Regions from separate parts of the Mus musculus genome. Here all the other regions are linked to region 3. The links are chromatin loops, found by intact Hi-C in ENCODE. Cell type or tissue: heart. All regions are shown on one strand.

Region 1 (2,500 bases), 90 kb before region 3:
TGGAAATGAACCGTGAATAATAAGCAGTTTGTATAAACAAGACTAAATAGAATTTCTGCCCCCACACAGGGAAAGCTCATTGCTTTCCTGTGTGTATGTGATGATGATGATGGTGGTGGTGGTGGTGGTGGTGATGATGATAGAACTGATAAGTGGTTTTCTCTAAAACAGTGTAGAGATATACATATATTAGTTAACGGGCAAGACCCAGACTCTGTCCTGGGTGAGAAGAGGCTGAGAAGGGCACCACCCTTTTGCTCACGACCTTGGGAGAGCATCTCGGGATGTTGGAGGTGGTAAATCAGAGTGGTAATCAGGAACCCAGAGTCTGGGAAGGGCCTTTCGAGAATCCTATACTGGCCACTGAACTTTGGGGTGAAAGAGCAGAGGCCACTGGACCTAGGTAGAAATGGAAGAGAAATGGATTTCAGTTTGGGAGCCCAAGAATGAAGGGGAAGTGAGAGATGCCCTGGGAGCAGAGCTCCAAGCTGGAATGGAGGACCAACGCTGATGAGCACGGCTAAGCCAAGCTTGGGCTCTCTGGATATGGTGGGGAAGCTGCATCTTGGGTGATAGCCCTGGGGACAAACAGGATGGCTGTTAGCCATCTCTCTAATTCACCAAGCTGAGCCTAGCTACCTCCGATTGGACAAAGCAGACAAGACAAGGGTGAACAAGGGACAGATCTTTTTTTTTTTTTTCTGCCTGAAGTGAATATTACTCATGACCAGCTATCATCGTACTCAATCTTTGGGAAGATGATGAAAGCTGAGCTGCCTTTTCATAGAAACGCACACACGTACACATCAAATATACAGTTCCGACAGCAGCCACCTACGTGTCAGGTTCGGACCCTGCTGTAAGCCCCAGCAGTGCAGAAGCCTAGCATGGCAACTTCTCACTTCTCCCCTCAGTCCACAGCGCGGTGGATCAAACTCTAGGGAACTCCCCAAAGCTAGCACCTAACCCGAGCTACACCTCCATCCTTGGTTCCCCCTTCTTTGGCCACTTTCCTCTTGTCTAACAAGAAAGAACACCATGGGAGGCCACAAGGTGGCTGCTAGTGGCCCTTTTCACTTCCCCACCAGCTGAGTGACTGCTGTCCCATCTGAAGCTCTCCCCAGGGGACCAGCTAACTCTCTTGCTTCCTGTCTGGGATCCCTTCCTTACCGCTGATGCAAGGAGTCTGCTTTTCTTTCTTGTTTTTGATCACTGAATGTGAAGGTCGTTTCTTGCAGCTTAAAAAACACCTTAGATTATTGTCACCTGTGGCCCTACTGTGTGAGTGAAGCCCATGGAATGCGCACATGATCATGATCGTTTCCTATCTCTCCCTGATGAGCCATGTGTTCTATGTCTTCTAGAGGGGGTGGGGGTGATGGGACCAGGGGCCAGGGGGAAGAGTAAGAGTTGCTAGGAGAGAAACTATCTTGTCCTCTGGGCTGACCACTTTAAGAGCTGAGACTTCCTTACCTTTCTGAGTCATCGGGAAGTTTTATACGGAAGTTTTATCGTGCCTTCACAGTGCTCAAACGATGGTGACAGATTTCAACCAGCTGGAAAGCTTTCTAAGATGTTGCTGCCGCTACACATGGTAGCACACACCTAGAGTCCTAGTACTTGGGAGGTTGAAACAGGAGGATCGGGAGTTTGAGGCTAGTCTGGACTACATGGACTTCATCTCTTAAAGAGAAAAGAAAAAGTCAATGCAAAGCCCCATCTCAGACCAACTAAATTCTCCCAGATGGTTTTTGGTACATGGACAGGGTGGAAACCCACTGCCTGCATGCAGTGTGTGGCTTGTGGGCCATGCTCTTTGCATTAAGTAGAGTCCATTCTGAATGCTCCGTGAGAAGTGTGAGGGAGCCTTTTCATTGCTGGAGAATTTTTTCTTCTCATCCTTACTAGGAAAGATGTGTGTGAATGTAAAACGAAGATTTACTTATAGGTATAATGTATATCTAATTTGAGAGGCCACAGGAGGTTCATAACAAGTCACTGAGCAATGCAAATACAGCCCTGAGCTTGTTTGGGAGGGAGTCCTAATGTCTCAAAGGATGTGGACGAGTGGTGGGAACGGCAGTTGTTGCTCCATTTCATTTCATTTCTGAAGCTTTATAGTTCCCTCACTTTGTTTGTTCATTTCCTTTATTTATTAATTCAATAAACAAAACTCTATTCCAGCCGTGTTTTGGATGCAGTGGGAAAGCAAGATGGGCTCTGGTTATAAGAAATGCGGAGTCTCAGGGATGTGACCCAACCTTTATACTCCAGTTGACTTTGAAGTCAGCCGCCAAGGCTAGCGAAGCAGCTGTAGGAGAGAATGGGAGCGTTTTGGTCTCCCGTTAAATAGACAAGATGCGGCACAGACACAAACAGAGCAAGGTCGTAGCAAAGAAGGCAAGTGCTTTTCTGTTTAAGATGCAGTCCTGACTGGAGGACAAGGGCAGTATCCTCAGCGGCTTGGTCTTTTCGAGCACATCATCCGCTTACCTTCCCT
Region 2 (2,500 bases), 55 kb before region 3:
GCAGTGAAGCACCTATTGTTTGGGGTACAGATGTGTTCTTTCCTCCCCAAGGTCCTGGTGTTCAGGGGCGGGTGTTTCAGTGCTGTTTGTGGTACTTGGTGCTCAGCAGGGCTTCAGAACGTGGTGGCTGTGCTTTGTTTCTGCGCCCCCCCCACCCGCCCTCGCCCCCTGCCTGGTGTATGCTGGGGCATGCTAAGCCTATCACCTCCTGAAGGGGTTCTGACTATTTAAATAAGATCTCTAGGGACTTACCCACCACAATTAAGTGACATAATCCTCTTTCTCTTCCTCCCCTCCTCCCACCCACGACTCCCTGGTGGAATCTTCCCTCTGGAGCTTGTTATCAACAGCTCTATGTTCTACCTTGGGTATATTCACCTCAGCATCTTACGCAATGCCTGTCTCCTCCATTAAATGCAGCTCCATCCCATGGGTGAGGGAGAATTTTTCTGGTAGTGTTCAGTCTGTATATAAATATACATTTGGTGTCAGCACAAGCAAATTCAACATTCATGGACACAAGAGTCCAAGACAGTCCATTTTGCAACTGTTCCATCCAAGAAGAGGAAATTAAGACAGGATTTGGTCATTAGGGAGGAACACTTGAAATAGCAAGTGCATAAAAATAAATTGCCTTCTCCATGGGGGTGGAGATTTGCTCTTAAATGTTCTGTGTTAGAAGCCCAATGTATAATCAAAGAGCCTTGCTACTTAGAATCACTCCAGGAAAGTCTCACAAACCTCATCACTGAGTAGTATTAAAATGCTTTAGAATATAATTATGTCTCAAATGAAGAGAAAAGAGTAAGGGCCACCAAAGACAGCAGGTTATAGTCAAAGGAGACCTTAGGGGAAAGACAATGGAAAGGGAGGGGCGTTTCTCATGGGAAGTTAGCGGATGGACTGTGCGTGCTGCTGGTTGGAAGTCCCTTGACTCTCACACACCATCCATTCCTGCCTCTGCTTCCCTCCCTCCCCCACAGAGCTGACTGCTCCCTCATGAACAGCTCCAAATACTAGCAAGGCCTTCCCTATGTTGAACAGGTCGAGATACCCTTAGATGGCTCCAGAGTATTCAACCTACCACACTGGAGAACCTCATTCTTGCCACAGCGTTTCAAACACGGAAGCTCCCCCTTTCCTCCCTGCCAGACCGCCTCAGCCACACGTGGCGCCAGAGCATCCAGACTCTTCTCGAAGCCAACTGACCCCAGTTCCTCCGGTTTTTCAGCATAGGAAAGGTTTCCACTTTGTTTGGGTTTGTTTGATTGTTTGTTTGTTTTTTTATTCTGCACTGGTTTTTTGGTCAAAGTCAGATGACCCTTTAACATTTCCGACTCCTCTGCAATGCCCGGTCGTCTGTACCGCTCTTTAATTGTGTCACCCAGAAAAGCAGTCTGAGGTACAGGACGGTACAGGGTACTCCACTCCGTCGGTTTAGACCCTGTATTTCTGGTAATGCCGCCTGATATGGATCAATATCCTTGCCAGCCACATCTCATTCTGCATATTGTGTTCTCCTTAACTGCTATCACCTTTCAGAGAGTCATTTATACCCTCGGAGATGACGAGGTGGTGACAAAAGTTGAATACCTGTTTTGTGACAATTAAAGGTACACAAGGACGGTTTCAACCTGAGCGCATATAATGAATTACAAGCTTTGGAAACAGACGACCCAGAGTGGAAGAAGAGAAGAAGAAATGCTGCTGTTCTGATTGATTAAAGGAAATAATAATACCCACTCTAAGATTGCTGTCAGGGAGAGATGAAGCCATATAAACAATAACTGATATACAATGGATGGGTGATTTAAGCAGATGCCCCGGGAGATAATAACCATTGTTATCAATCCAAGAACATGCTATCGGGACCTTAAAACATGATCATGTACTTAGGAAGGGGTCTAAAGTATCCTTCAGACAAGCAAGTGTGAGCCTACAGTGCACAGTCCTAGGAGAATCCCTGAAACTAGACATTGGGGCCCTGTCGCTCCGTTGTCACTTAGGTCATAGTGACAGTTTCCAAGCTTGTCTTTCTGTCTCCCCTACTCCACCGAGCCACATGCCAACCCAGCCACTGCATCAAGTCACCACAGGTTGCCTATGGACGGCTGCAGGACCAGAAGCACAAATACTTGTCAGGCAACACGCAACAGGGTTAGAAGAGAGCTGAGAAGTTTGGGATGCTTTCTGCAGTGGATCCACACCTGGCCCGGTCTCTTACCATCCCTTTCCTCTCTTTGGTGGGCCCAGAAGCCAGCTGTCCGTGGCCTCCCTCCACAGCGTCTCCAGAGACAAAGGCCTCTCACAGGCCTCCCACCCCCATGCAGCCGTATCCATGGCTACCATCGAGGAACTTGGGAACAGGCCTTGGCTCTCAGACAGAGGATGCCCTGCATGCCGGGCGCACAGAGCTGGCGCTCATTCCTCAGCGCCATGAAAGGACAGACTGTTCTGGAACTGAACATGAGCGGATGGAGAGGCGTCCATGCACAGCGCC
Region 3 (2,500 bases):
GATGGCTTCTTCCACTGCCGCAGACTTACTGTGAACTCTTATCTCCTCCCACAAACCCAGGTGAGTTATGGGTCTCTTCTTCCATGGCGGAGACAAAACAGGCCTGGAGTTTACAAATGCGGCTTGCCAATGAGTGTTTGACACCACCCCCACGCGACACTGCAAACGGCATGGAAATTAGCCTATGCCGGAACACAAGAGGACAAATGGGGGCCACTCTTGTCAGAGGGTCCTTGCTGGCAGCACTTGGGGATGGCATTTCTGACTTCCTTACTTCTTCTCAACCTACTAGACACACACACACACACACACACACACACACACACACTCCTTTCTGTGTCTGTCAGTATATACACATGTGTGTGTTCGTGTGGACATGCATGTGCAGGTTTGTAGGAGGCCATGGGGCAACTTGTTTGTTTATCAGGAGCTAACCACCTTTCAAAAAAACCAAAAAACAAGAAAATGGTCCATCATGGACCTGGGGCTTGTAGAATAGGCTAGGCTGGCTGATTCTATGTCTCCTAGGCACTGGGATAACACGCGTGTACCCTTCTCAGCTTCTTTACATGAGATATCAATCCAACGCAGGTCTTCATGCTAAGTGGCAAGCAGTTTATTGATTGAAGCATTGCCCCAATCTTTCTCCACTCGACAACAAGTCATCATTAGTATCCTCTCTATTTCTTCTTCCACTCCAACCTTAGTCTCTCTAGCCACCCACTTGTCCCACCATGAAAGAAGGCAGTGACTGAAGCAAGAGTCCTAACCCTTTAGAGGGTGTAGGTGAAGGCACCTTTTCACTGGATTGCGCCATGCTTTCTGTTTAGTAATTGACTCCCCAAGACAGCAAGCTGGTTAGCGAGGAAGATGTCTGCTCCCCTGGATAACTAGAGGAGTCCTGTGATAGTGGTGGCATGTCTCGACTTCCCTGGGGAAAGTTCCCTGGCTGTAGTTCTGAAGAAAAGGGGTCTTTGTGTTAACATGTTTGATTACTCAGTGAATCCCCAGACAAGCTAAAGGCAGGTACAACCTGGATTTTAGAGGGAAACTTCTAGAAATATCGGAGTCATTGATGACTCTGTTTTCTAGAGCGATCAGATTGTACCCTCTTAGAACTAAACACACTGCCCCTCTCTCTAAGCCATACAGAATAAGCCTCCTTCCCAGGGATGAACGGCACTTCAGAGAGACCATCTCCTGCATTGTCTCTGCTTTCAGCCACAGCGCTATACTAGCTTAATATATGCAACTCCTTATGATACACATCAAGGCTAAGTCCTTAGATTATCCAGCCAAATGGGATAGAAACCAACAAGTATGCAGACGTGTTTCCAACTGATTGTAAAGACTCCTAAAGCTGAGACCCAGACCTATGGAGAAAAGGCTCCTTGAGAGAATGACGGGTTACAAGGTTTCAAACCTCATCTTTGCGCCAGAGCCTGGCTGGGTGGATCGGAAGCTGGAGTTGCCTCTGTAGTGCCCCCTGGTGGTACTAGGTTCTCATGAGCCAGCCCAGTTGCTATGTCACCAAGCCTCATCTCCATCTCCATAGCCAAGCAGCCTGGTAAAAGGCTGGGCAAGAGGCATGCTGGACCTTATGCTTTTCTTTACAGTGACTGAGGCCAGCCGGCAAGTCACAGCTTCCCTCGGCAACACCCAGACACTTTTGCTCTTTTTGTCTGTTTTACTGTGTTGCTTATTACACGTCCTAGCCATATGGCCACGGGGCAGAAAGCACAGATCTGAGGTCTGTGGTCTTAAATGTTTAAAAGGGTCTATAGTGTGTTAAATGTTTAAAAGGTCTATGGTCTTAATCTTTTTTTGTTTGCTTGCTTGAGGCAGGTCCCTCTACATAGCACTGGTTGTTCTAAAACTCACTCTGTACACCAGGCTGGCCTCGAACTCAGAGATCCACCTGCCTCTGCTTCCCTAGTGCTGGAATTAAAGGCGTGCCCCACCACTTCTGGCTTGATTACACCTCTTTCTTTTAAAAATTTCAGCATGTGTGGAGAGGCAGGACTGCAGTGCTTCATAGACGTTCCACCAGATTTCAGAACTGTGTGTTTGCTTGTGGGCTCTGACCGTCCCACTGACCACTGTCCCACTGCTGGCCTCCCACCGCTGCCTCTGATAGATGACAAACTTTGGCTGTAGTTCTAAAGAAAAGGGTCTTTGCGTTGACGTGTTTGATCACCCAAGGCTTCCCTCAGACAGGCTAAAGTCAGGTACAACTTGAATTTTAGAGGGAAACTTCTAGAAATACCAGAGCCCTTCACGACTGAGACTATAGTTGTAACGCTCTCTCTCAATTTTGCAATCGCCCTCCAAACAGCAAGGCAGAGGTGATCATGAGTTCAAGCCAGCCTGGTCTACTTTTTTTTGAGACCCTGTCTCAAAACAAAACACTGCCTGGAAATGACACGTGCTCCACTAACGTGTGTGTACGGCTTGGTTCTTTCAGGAGAAAGCTTTCCAGCAAATCAAAGAAGTGGAAATC

Evidence for each region. Hi-C counts contacts between places; a loop is a spot of excess contacts. Peaks named below come from ENCODE experiments on the same cell type or tissue, not always from the same donor. Only the 100,000 strongest peaks of a DNase experiment are listed, where the experiment ranks them.
Region 1: it touches region 3 in a loop (2.0-fold over the local background); 10 of 42 quality-filtered maps call a loop at or near these places.
Region 2: it touches region 3 in a loop (1.8-fold over the local background); 6 of 42 quality-filtered maps call a loop at or near these places.

Annotation. Positions count from the first base shown.
Region 1 is chr16:38,707,915-38,710,414 of GRCm38, reverse strand. The region is part of intron 1 of Arhgap31 (Rho GTPase activating protein 31); the gene reads left to right. Among named protein-coding and RNA genes, the nearest start is that of Arhgap31, 3.9 kb to the left of the region's middle. In heart, a CTCF peak has its summit at 1,048 (motif pointing right); a DNase peak (open chromatin) is centred at 1,064; H3K4me3 peaks cover 1,800 bases; H3K27ac peaks cover 956 bases.
Region 2 is chr16:38,673,620-38,676,119 of GRCm38, reverse strand. The region is part of intron 1 of Arhgap31 (Rho GTPase activating protein 31); the gene reads left to right. Among named protein-coding and RNA genes, the nearest start is that of Arhgap31, 38 kb to the left of the region's middle. In heart, a CTCF peak has its summit at 1,174; DNase peaks (open chromatin) are centred at 1,029 and 2,399; H3K27ac peaks cover 656 bases.
Region 3 is chr16:38,618,232-38,620,731 of GRCm38, reverse strand. It overlaps Arhgap31 (Rho GTPase activating protein 31), which reads left to right. Exons shown (of 12, transcript NM_020260.2): 8 at 2,465-2,500. All of the region lies in intron 2 of Gm36482 (a long non-coding RNA gene), which reads right to left. Among named protein-coding and RNA genes, the nearest start is that of Gm36482, 4.5 kb to the right of the region's middle. In heart, a CTCF peak has its summit at 1,488 (motif pointing left); a DNase peak (open chromatin) is centred at 1,491; H3K27ac peaks cover 313 bases.